Linked DNA regions of Homo sapiens: all the other regions are linked to region 1. A link is a contact called in ENCODE Hi-C or POLR2A ChIA-PET data. All regions are on one chromosome and are shown on one strand. Each heading gives the region's core, a stretch centred on a gene start or an enhancer-like site at or near the end of the contact. The rest is flanking DNA. Distances are from core to core; before and after follow the strand shown. Region 1 holds the start of CIP2A (cellular inhibitor of PP2A). Region 2 holds the start of ZBTB11 (zinc finger and BTB domain containing 11). Region 3 overlaps GAP43 (growth associated protein 43).

Region 1 (3,216 bases), core at 338-2,837:
CTACTTATGCAACCTCAGCCTCCCGAGTTCAAGCGATTCTCCAGCCTCAGCCTCCCGAGTAGCTGGGACAACAGAGAGACGCCACGCCCAGGTAATTTTTGTATTTTTAGTAGAGACGGGGTTTCGCATGTTGGTCAGGCTGGTCTCAAACTCCCGACCTCAGGTGATCCGCTCGCCTCGGCCTCCCAAAGTGCTGGGATTACAGGTGTAAGCCCCTGTGCCTTAAATCTCTTTCAGTGCACAACCTTCCTGTTTATTCAAAGAAAGGTAATGCTTCAGAATAGCATACAAAATGCTTAACTCCCGATTTTTAAATTAAACGGACTGCCCTGCTTATTCTGCGGCTTCTGGAGCCTATGCTAATTCAGAAGCAAAGCCTTAAGCATTTAACAGCTAACACCTTAATTATTAGGTTTGCAGGCACTTCTTAAAATAAAGAATGAAAAAGAGAAAACAAATGTACTTAGGAGATGGGCACTTGAAGTAGGGAAAAGAGGAGCACCAGTGAAGCTCAAGATAAGACAGACACATTTAATACAACAGCAGCTTCACTAACAGCTGCTGTTGCTCTACTACTGGAAATCATTTTTTTCCTGTAATATTTTACAAATTTTTGGCACATTAGTCTTTTATCATAGGGTTAATATAATACAATATATTTTAAAATTATGTTCAATTCTACCTTAACAGAGGAAAGCTGTGACACAGAGAGTTAAAATAAGCCTTAATTGAGCTTTAAAAAAATTAAACTGAGGTCAATGTTAGTTTGAATTCCGTAAATGCAAAACAAATGAAAGCAGAAGATTAAGATCCTAAAACAAACGGAATCGTCTGGACACATATCACTAGAATAGAAAAAAAGGCAATTCAGCATTCTAAGATTAAAAAACTGTAAGCAATGTATTTTGGTAAAGAAAAAGGATTACGCTTACTAGGAAGGGGAAGTGCTTCTTAATGTTGAAATAATGTTTTTCAAGTTTGAGTTCAACCCGAGTTCAAGTAAGAGCAGTAAGCAACAAATTCAATTATAGATTACCGAAGGGCAAAACCAAGTTTTAATCATGACTTTCCGTCACTGAGAATAGTTGTGTATTGAGGGCTTGGTTTCGTAGAAAAACCAAAACTAGAAGCAAAGGAAAAGATAAAGTTCCGAGCTTTTTCCGTTACCTACTCGAAACAACCTGAACTTCCCAACCTTTTGCCCCACTCCCGCTTTTCCTAGAGCCTTCAGTGAGCGCTCTTGCCTCTCGCTGCGGCCAGCGGAACCCCGACACTCACTAGCCTTTACCAGTACGAAAAGACAACAGAGGGATCGAAGGACTGTCCTTTCTTTCCCAGGCTGGGGCCGCCACTCCTCGGCCTCACTGTGAAATAAGAATTGCTAGGGGAAGCCCCATCTGTCCTCTACCCCAGAGCCTCTCACCTCCAAGTGCCGCAAAAGCTGAGTGGCGTTCGCCTCTGACTTCACGGCTTTGTACTGACTGACAGTCAGGAGCAAGGACTTCAAGCAGGCAGTGGAGTCCATTGCACCGGCCGCGGCCCGGCTTAGGGACCACCACCGCCCAGCGTGCGCCGGCCTTTAGCTTTCGCCGCGCTTTTTTTGATTTTCGGCCCCACCCCCTCGCTCTCAGAAGCTTCCGGATCCGGTCGGGCTCCGGAAGTCCCTAGGCACCCTAGGGGACCGTTCTCGGTGACGGCCGGGGTGGGCCAGGGGTCGAGGTGATTTGTGGGTCCAGGACGGGGGTTGGGAGCTGCCCCCGCTAACCCACCCTCGTCTGAGAGGCCGCGAGGTTTCGGCCTGAGATCCCGTGAAGGCGAGAAATCTCGCGATTTCTCGGGAGAGGAATCGGTTAGGAGAAGGGGGATTCCTCACTCAGCTGTGCGCTCTGATTTCGTGCGCTTCCTCGTCCTTCATGTTGGATGGCCAGTTTTTCGTTTGTGCGTCATCCTCTACCTGAGAAATGGTCGCTTGCCCCTAGTCTAGACACGGTGAGGAGCTCTGAGGAGAAGAATCTTGGGCCCTAGATTTTGAGGCGGCCTGGGAGGGGCCTCGTTTTTAAATCTCTCCTACACCCGCCCCTTCTGCCCGGGGATGGTAGTTTCTCAGAGTCAACCTATTGGCATTATGTGGCAAATTAGTCATGCCCTGACCAAAGTATTTGTCACATTTATTCGAGAAGACTACCTCCTGCTGACCCTGGGCCAGGTATTGCTCCGGAGGGTGTTACTCGTTAGCGTCAGTTTTTGTAAGTGAAGGTGTCTGTTTCTCTCTGGCATGATTGATTGTTTTATAATTCTCGATGTCTACGAAAATGGCACTATTATTTGCGTTTTTTAAATCGGAGATAGCTTAATATTATTGCATGTGTATGTAATGAAGCGAGTCAGTTACTGGTTTTGGAGCTTTTTGCTTAATATTTCCTAACGTCGAATAAAGCTTTAAAAACCAGGATGTAGAAATTGTAAGAATAGGGTACATTTCCATTTAATTAAATCGTTTATCAGAAATCATGTTTTTTCACTTCAAAAGAATTTTTTTGAATTACTAGATTTTTGAAGACAGGTTTGGTGTTTTGGTTTTGTTTTTTATAAAAGTTTAAATCTGAAAGATAAAAATGATTTAACCAGTTGGGACATTCATGTAAAAATCTTTGGGTAGCTTGTGTGTTCATTTATGCTTTCATTCATTCCGTAAACAATTATAGAGCGTGTAACATGGGTTAGAAACTGCCAGTCAGGGAACAGAGATGAAGTAGTATCCCCTGCTGCGAGGGAACTGTCTAGTAAGGGAAACATACAAAATAGTACTTTTGAAATTCACCACATAAATGAGAGGCACCATGCAGTAACATGCAGCAGTGGTAAAGAGTAGAGAGCCAGGTTGCTTACAGATTCTAGCTCCACCTTTGACGATGTGACTCTAGGCAAGTTCTCACTGCTGCAGAATCTTCATTAGGTAAAATCTGGCCAAGGGAGATACCTGGTTCATAGGACTGTTCATTCAATAAGTAGTTCATTGAGAATCTACAATGTGCTAAGCACTTTTCTAGACACAATAGACTCAGTGAAAAAAACAAAAATACTACTGGCATGCAACTTACATTTTGGTAGGGAACCAAATAATAAACACAATAAATAAGTAAGGAAAATGATATAAAGAGAAAAATAGACGTTATTACTCTAGAATAATGTTGGTAATTGATAAGGGAAATGGGA
Region 2 (3,128 bases), core at 58-2,557, 6.9 Mb before region 1:
TGGCTCATGCCTGAAATCCCAACACTTTGGGAGGCCGAGGCGGGAGGATGGCTTGAGGCCAGATGGAGACCAGCTTGGGGAACGAGGCGAGACCCGTGTCTACTCAAACACCCCGCCCCCGCAAAACCAAACAACAAAAACAGTAACTGATATCTTTTACATTTACTTCTTGTTCTTAAAAAAAAACGCTCAAGGCGATTTCTCAATCACTCCTTATCACTTCTGCAAATAATTGTATTATTCCTTATTTACGCAGCAGCGGCAAAATTTGAGGAACACTAGCGAATGTGTCCAGAGCAGCTCATACTCGCTCGCCAAAACCCAAGCGCAGCACTAAAGAAACGGGAGACCCGGCTTCGGGTGACTCGTCCCCCCTTCCAAACGTCAGCACAGTCGAAAACGTGCACCCCGCAGCCTCCACTGCCGCGAGCCACACGCCACCTCCAGAGGGCCGGGGCCTACAGCCTCAAGGGGCCGCCCAAGGAGGCGGACCTGGCGCAGCCCAGGCGTCCGGCCCCTCCCCGCGGCTGGCCCGGCCTCCGGGGAAGCCCCCTTGGTCCCACCCAGGGCCAGGGCCCGCCCCCAGCTTCGCCGGCCTCCTTCCTGTGGGAAGTGCGGCTCCTTTCGCGTCCCCCACCCTCTCGGCTCCGCCTGGCAGCAGCTCCGCCGCCCAGAGGCGTCCGAGACCCTCCGACTCGTGGGTACGCATAGGCCTCGCCAGCGAGCCTTGCCCAGGCAACGAGTCGCCAGCCCGCCCCCTCGCCGCGGGCTAGGTCTCACCTCGCCACCAGTACGTCTTGGACAAGTAGTGCCAGGTCTGATGCCGGGTGTGGTGAGTGCCGCCGGGACCCAGGTGCGCCGCCTCGATGAGGTCCCGGCGTCGCTCCGGCTGCAGCACCACCTCCAGCTCCGCGAAGGTCTTGCGGTGCCGCTGCCGCCGCTGGTAATACAGAGTCCCGCCGCGCACCACGTAGCAGGCGGCAGCTTTTCGGATTTTACGCTTGACATTGCCCTCGGTGCCCGGCGCATACGGCTCGCGCTCGTTCGTCAGGTAACGCAGGATGGCCCGGTAGCTTTCCTCGCTTGACATCGCGGACCGCGGCTCCCTGAGGGCGCCTGTCAGGGACAGGTGAGGAAAACGGCCCGCTACCTACGGGCGGCTGCAGGAGGAGCGGCGGCACCGTAGGGAGAAACGGCTGCGCCTTTGGCGAGCGCTCTTCGACGGCTCCCTTAGTCCGAAGGAAAAGCGGGCGAGTTGGTAACCAGGGGGAACTGCACTTCTCCAGCGCGCGGGATCCGCTGGCGACTGACAAAATGGCTGCTGCACCACCGGAAGTGACGCAAGGCAAGGGCGGGGACTGAGCCCTGATTGGAGCGCACTCTCGTTTTCTGGCTTGATGGAGCCGATCCAGTGACGTCAGGAATGCGGGTGGACATTTTGGAAGCGGGTAGGACCCTTCACTGCAGTTCGAGGGAGTCTTTAAGCAGACATCTTAAGTCCTGGCAGTTTCTCTTTTCATTTTTCCCTTTTCCACGCTTTCTAAGGAGCCACGTGTAGGGGGAGCTGGTGGACAGTTGAGAGTTCAGCCGAAACATCCAGAGGGTTAGGAGTCCGTTTTTACGTTTGAGACTCCCAACATCATAAAAGCATATTTTCAGGCTTCTGGAAAAATATTAGTCTCTTGACACGGGACCAGAGACAGCCCATTTACATGGAAATTTAGATTCCAGTTAACAGTTATAAAATTTTCAGTGCCTCCCTCAGTGATGAGTTATTGTTTCTAAACTTGCACCTGCTAGCTCCAGACTACTCAAGGAAGAGTCGAGATTCTTTTGGAATTATCAGCATTTATAGTCAATGTTATTGCGAGTGGAAAAGGGGGTCGGTAACACTATTTTAAGGCTTTATTTACATATATTTTTACACAAACGTAGGGGAAAAGGTTCTCCATTTTGCACCAAATATATATGAGGGTGCAAGAAGGGGAGCGGACTTGAGCTGCGTCTCCCAGTGCGTGCTGAGGATGCTAATACAGGTATTTAGCTGGTAATCCCGGAGCAGCGACCCCGGTCACCCTTTCCTGGGACGAATCTGCAGCGCTCACAGGGGCCCAGGGCTGACATCCCTCCTCGGGGACTGGGGTTGGACACTGTCGCCGCTTTGCTAAAGCCAGAACATTTCAGGCCGAGGGCTCCAGCTGCAGACACGGCCTAGTACACTTCTCCACCGGAGGGTCTGTAGTCTCTGGGTGAGGCCCTTTGACGCTCCTAGAAGTAGCTGACGGGCAGACAGGTGAATACAGTAGGCTCGAAAACAGAATCATACAGCCAGCCTCTGGTGTTAGGGGCGTGTTTTTGTGTGTGTGCACACGCAGTAATTCCCGGATGGCCCGGACATCCTTGAAAGATTCCAGGTGCGGGGACATGAGCTCTCAAGGCCCAGAAGAAAAAAGAAACTACCAGGCTTGGGATCTACTTAGTTGCTGAGTTTGCCACTATAGCTCAAAGGAGGAATTTAAAAATGGAGATGCACCTCTTTCCCCCATGGGGTCGGGCAGTGAGAGCAGAAGACCAAATGCACCCTCTGCGAACCCAGGAGGCTGGTCTACGTGTCAGGCCAACCCCACTCTCCTGTCATACTGTCTTTAAATATTTTGGCCGGGCGCGGTGACTCACGCCTGTAATCCCAGCACTTTGGGAGGCCGAGGCGGGCAAATCACGAGGTCAGGAGATGGAGACCATCCTGGCTAACATGGTGAAACCCTGTCTCTACTGGGCCTGAAGTCCCAGCTACTCGGGAGGCTGAGGCAGGAGGATCGCTTGAACCCGGGAAGCAGAGGTTGTAGCGAGCCGAGATTGTGCCACTGCATTCCAGCCTGGGTGACAGAGGGAGACTCCGTCTCAAAAAAATAAAAAAACTAAACATTTTAAGTTAATTGATATTTAATATTAAATATTTAATATATTAAGTGAATACATTCAAATCTGCAAACAATACAGCTAGGTTGTAGAAGAGTTAAAAAAATCCCTCCACTCAGTTTTTGCCAAAACACCACCTGTAAGCACTGAGAAGCCTACTGATGCACGCATTATCCTTTGGGCCAATAGAAACAAACGTTTTAATAAAA
Region 3 (3,077 bases), core at 98-2,597, 7.1 Mb after region 1:
ACTGCCCTTAATCAACTTACAGTTGGGTGAGAAGCTATCAGGTACAAGTATGGCCCTAGAACAAATTAGTCTTTTCTAGTTAATAATCTTATGTGATGAGATTTGGCCTTGCTCCTTTGGTGACTTGCCTCAAGGAGCCCCAGGCAAAACCAATGTAACATATATTAATAATATATGAAATAATATATTTTGTAGACACAATTGCCTTATGTTGTCCAGGCTAGCCTCGAACTCCTGAGCTCAAGCAATCCTCCCCACCTCTGCCTCCCAAAGTTCTGGGATTACAGACGTGAGCCGCCGTACCCAGCCAAAAATGTTTATTTTGATTAGATGACTGGTATTAATCTGATTAACCAAAGAGACAAGGTATTACTAAATTCCTCATCCCTGGTAACATTTCCATGTTAGCTGTTTTCTATTTGTTTTTTCTTTTCCACAATGGTGCGGCCTAGAAACAGTTAACCTTCTTCGGGGTATTACATACCTTAGACATATAAAAAAGCTATGAGCATTCAACACTGAAATAATCATATAAACCAAACATACTGCACACTACTTCAGGGATACTCTGAAGCCCATCCTTAGACCCCAGACTCAAACAAAACAAAATACGATGTAAAGAACTGACACAAATCATCAGAGTTTAGAGAACAACGTGACGGGCAGCAGAGGAGAGGAGAGGGTTGAAGCAAACTTTTTTGGTTTTTTTTTCCTAAGTAGGGCTGGTTCTGGCTTGTCTTCCTTCTCCCCACTTTGCTTCTTACTCTTGGGCTTACAAACTGCCTGGTTTCCCTTCTCCAAGTCAGGGCTTCGTTTCTCTGCCTTGGCCTTCCTACCCCACCTTCTGCGTTCTGACTCCATGAGGCCCTTTTCGCGTCTCATTTTCTGCCTTCTTTAGGCGTTCCCTCGGCGGCTCTGCAGTGTGATCTCATCTCTTTGTTTCTCCCCGGCTGCCGTCAGTCACCGGCTCTCTGCGCCCCCACCCGCGCGGGCTCGCGGCCGTGCTGCGGGCGTGGCCTCAGCCGCTGAGACCCTGGGGACCGCAGGGCGTGGCGCGGCCTCCGCCCGCTGCACGGAGAGCCCCCCAGAGGCAGCGACACGGCGCTTGGGGTCCGCGGGGCTCCTCCTCCAACTCCGCAGACCTCCGGGGAGGCCTCTTGCTCCCCGAACACCCGGGAGTTCGCTTTCATTTTTAACGAATCTCCACAATCTCTTGTTTGGGAGATAATTGCTTCTTTCAGGGGCTTGGAGAACAAAAGCGTCAGCCCAGGGCCCCAGGTCTCTCCGCGGGAGGAGGGCACCCAGGGGCGATGCGCCGGGCTCTCTCCTTCGCCCTTCTTGGCCCGCTCGCCTTCAGCTCCCACCCGCAGCAGCAACCGCAGCCTGCTTCCGGGGACTGAGCAGCCCTGGGTCAGCCAAGGTTAAGCAGCGGGTGGGGAAGAGGAGAGAAAGCTGGGTCAATTGGAAGTAACCTTCTTGTACCGCCCACTTTTTCCTTGCTTGGAGGCGGCAAAAAGCACTTTAGCATTCTTCGGGCTGTTTGCGCCTCTTTCTCTAACAGGGCCAGGGGAGTGGAAGAGCGGCCGGCAGGAAGGTTTCTTTGTCAGCAAAAGCGGACCTTTGGAAACTAAACAGCAATGCTCTGTCTTTAGAAGACAGCACAGGAAGGAACAAACAGCTGAGGAGTGAAGGCCAGAGACCCCATTTGGAAAACAATGGCCTTTCATGATTATTACTATTTTTAAAAAGTTTTCTAGGCTTTTTCATTTGAACTTTCCATTTCTCACTATGAAATGCAGGTTCTATAGACAATTGCACACAAGTTTCTTTTTCGGGGGGGAGGGTAAACGAAGCAGGTGGAAAGAAGTGAGATGATTGTAGACGTGGCCAAATTTAGACTTGGTGTGAGATTTCCTCTTCGCTTGGAAACACATGGCACCAGCATGCATTTGTTCATTCATTCAATAATGTGAATGAACATTAAACACTACGATGTGATGGGCTTTGTCACAGGCTGTAAGTGGCTTCAGGTCCACATGAAAGGAGAGCGAAAAATTAAAATAAAATATTAGAGAGAGAGAAAAGGGAAGAGGGGCAAGGTGTCAGGCAGCAAGCTTCTTAGGGTCAGAATGGGTCCCCATCCCTAAAAGCTGATGACTGAAGAGACCCACGAGGGTAGACGAGCTGTAGAGAGACAATACTGCATCTGCCAGTGATGAGTGTAGGAAGCTCATGAGGGTTAGAACCTTCCCTCTCTGTTTTCTGACCTCTTTTTCTTTTTAAATAGGTTGAAGCCAACTGTGGTAGAGGATAACAGTGATTCGCGTATCTTATTTATTTATTTTTAGCAGCCCCCTCCCCCGCAACTAGGACAGTGAGTTCCATTCAGATTTTCAACACAGCTAAAAACTTGGCTTTAAAACTTGTGAAGGGAGACATTTCTTTAGAATCTTTCACTTTTTTCATCGCAGAGGCTTTGGGGGAATGTTTAGCTTTTTGCTGAATCATGAAGGGTTTGTTACTGCATTCTGAGAGGGTAGGAATTAGATGCCTAAAGGATGGTGTCTGCTTTCCTGTTGAGGTGGTTTATTTAACAGTTCATAGAGGCATGCAGGTCAAGTCATCCTTAACTGTACAGAGTCAAGGGTATTGCCACATGGGAGGCTGGCCAGCGGAGAAGTTTGGTGCTCTCTCAGTTTGGAGATCCTCATGTTGTATACATATTCCAAAATTCCCAGTAATTATGTACCTATAATTATATACCTATAAATACCATTCCAGATACTAGAATAAGATCACAGATAACTTCTTAGATGTTTCTTTTCTAGAGAAATAGGGAAACAGAACATATATACATTTGCACACAATTCAAACTTACACTTTGAATGTTTGTCTTAAATCTCCTAGTCAACTCCCTTAATGTACAGACAAAGAAACAGATCCAGAGAAGTGAAGAGACTTTCATAAAGTTGGAGTCAGGTTGGGATATGTCAGGCCTGGCCTTCTTGCTGCTGATTATTTCTCTGAATTTTATAATAGAGGCACCTCTGAAACTGTCTGAAACTTTTCATTTAAAG

Evidence for each region. Hi-C counts contacts between places; a loop is a spot of excess contacts on that map. ChIA-PET counts read pairs that join two places held with the same protein, here RNA polymerase II (POLR2A). Pooled maps may share reads with other maps.
Region 2: a loop to region 1 is called in a pooled map, with 25 times the contacts of the local background. The contact joins the promoter of ZBTB11 here to the promoter of CIP2A in region 1. A Hi-C loop is called at or near these places in 7 of 50 pooled maps.
Region 3: a loop to region 1 is called in a map with no recorded cell type, with 9 times the contacts of the local background. The contact joins the enhancer-like site here to the promoter of CIP2A in region 1. A Hi-C loop is called at or near these places in 1 of 37 single-sample maps with no recorded cell type and 5 of 50 pooled maps. POLR2A ChIA-PET finds 5 or more read pairs at or near these places in 1 of 52 experiments (B cell).

The regions. Positions count from the first base shown.
Region 1 is chr3:108,587,851-108,591,066 of GRCh38, forward strand. It overlaps CIP2A (cellular inhibitor of PP2A), which reads right to left and starts at 1,588. Exons shown (of 21, transcript NM_020890.3): 1 at 1,424-1,588. The coding sequence starts at 1,525. It overlaps DZIP3 (DAZ interacting zinc finger protein 3), which reads left to right and starts at 1,872. Exons shown (of 33, transcript NM_014648.4): 1 at 1,872-1,989. RefSeq lists an enhancer at 1,787-2,066.
Region 2 is chr3:101,675,825-101,678,952 of GRCh38, forward strand. ZBTB11 (zinc finger and BTB domain containing 11) reads right to left here and starts at 1,308. Exons shown (of 11, transcript NM_014415.4): 1 at 781-1,308. The coding sequence starts at 1,090. It overlaps LOC124906262 (endogenous retrovirus group K member 5 Gag polyprotein), which reads left to right and starts at 621. Exons shown (of 3, transcript XM_047449415.1): 1 at 621-2,414. ZBTB11-AS1 (ZBTB11 antisense RNA 1) reads left to right here and starts at 606. Exons shown (of 1, transcript NR_024407.1): 1 at 606-3,128. RefSeq lists a silencer at 360-729 and an enhancer at 446-1,000.
Region 3 is chr3:115,657,549-115,660,625 of GRCh38, forward strand. The region is part of intron 1 of GAP43 (growth associated protein 43); the gene reads left to right. Among named protein-coding and RNA genes, the nearest start is that of GAP43, 36 kb to the left of the region's middle. RefSeq lists enhancers at 243-1,115, 1,116-1,987 and silencers at 909-1,138, 1,319-1,388. Within about 2 kb of position 1,348, at least 35 of the 41 ENCODE cell types and tissues checked have a DNase peak (open chromatin) inside an H3K27ac peak, as active enhancers do; they include B cell, where a contact is called at or near this core.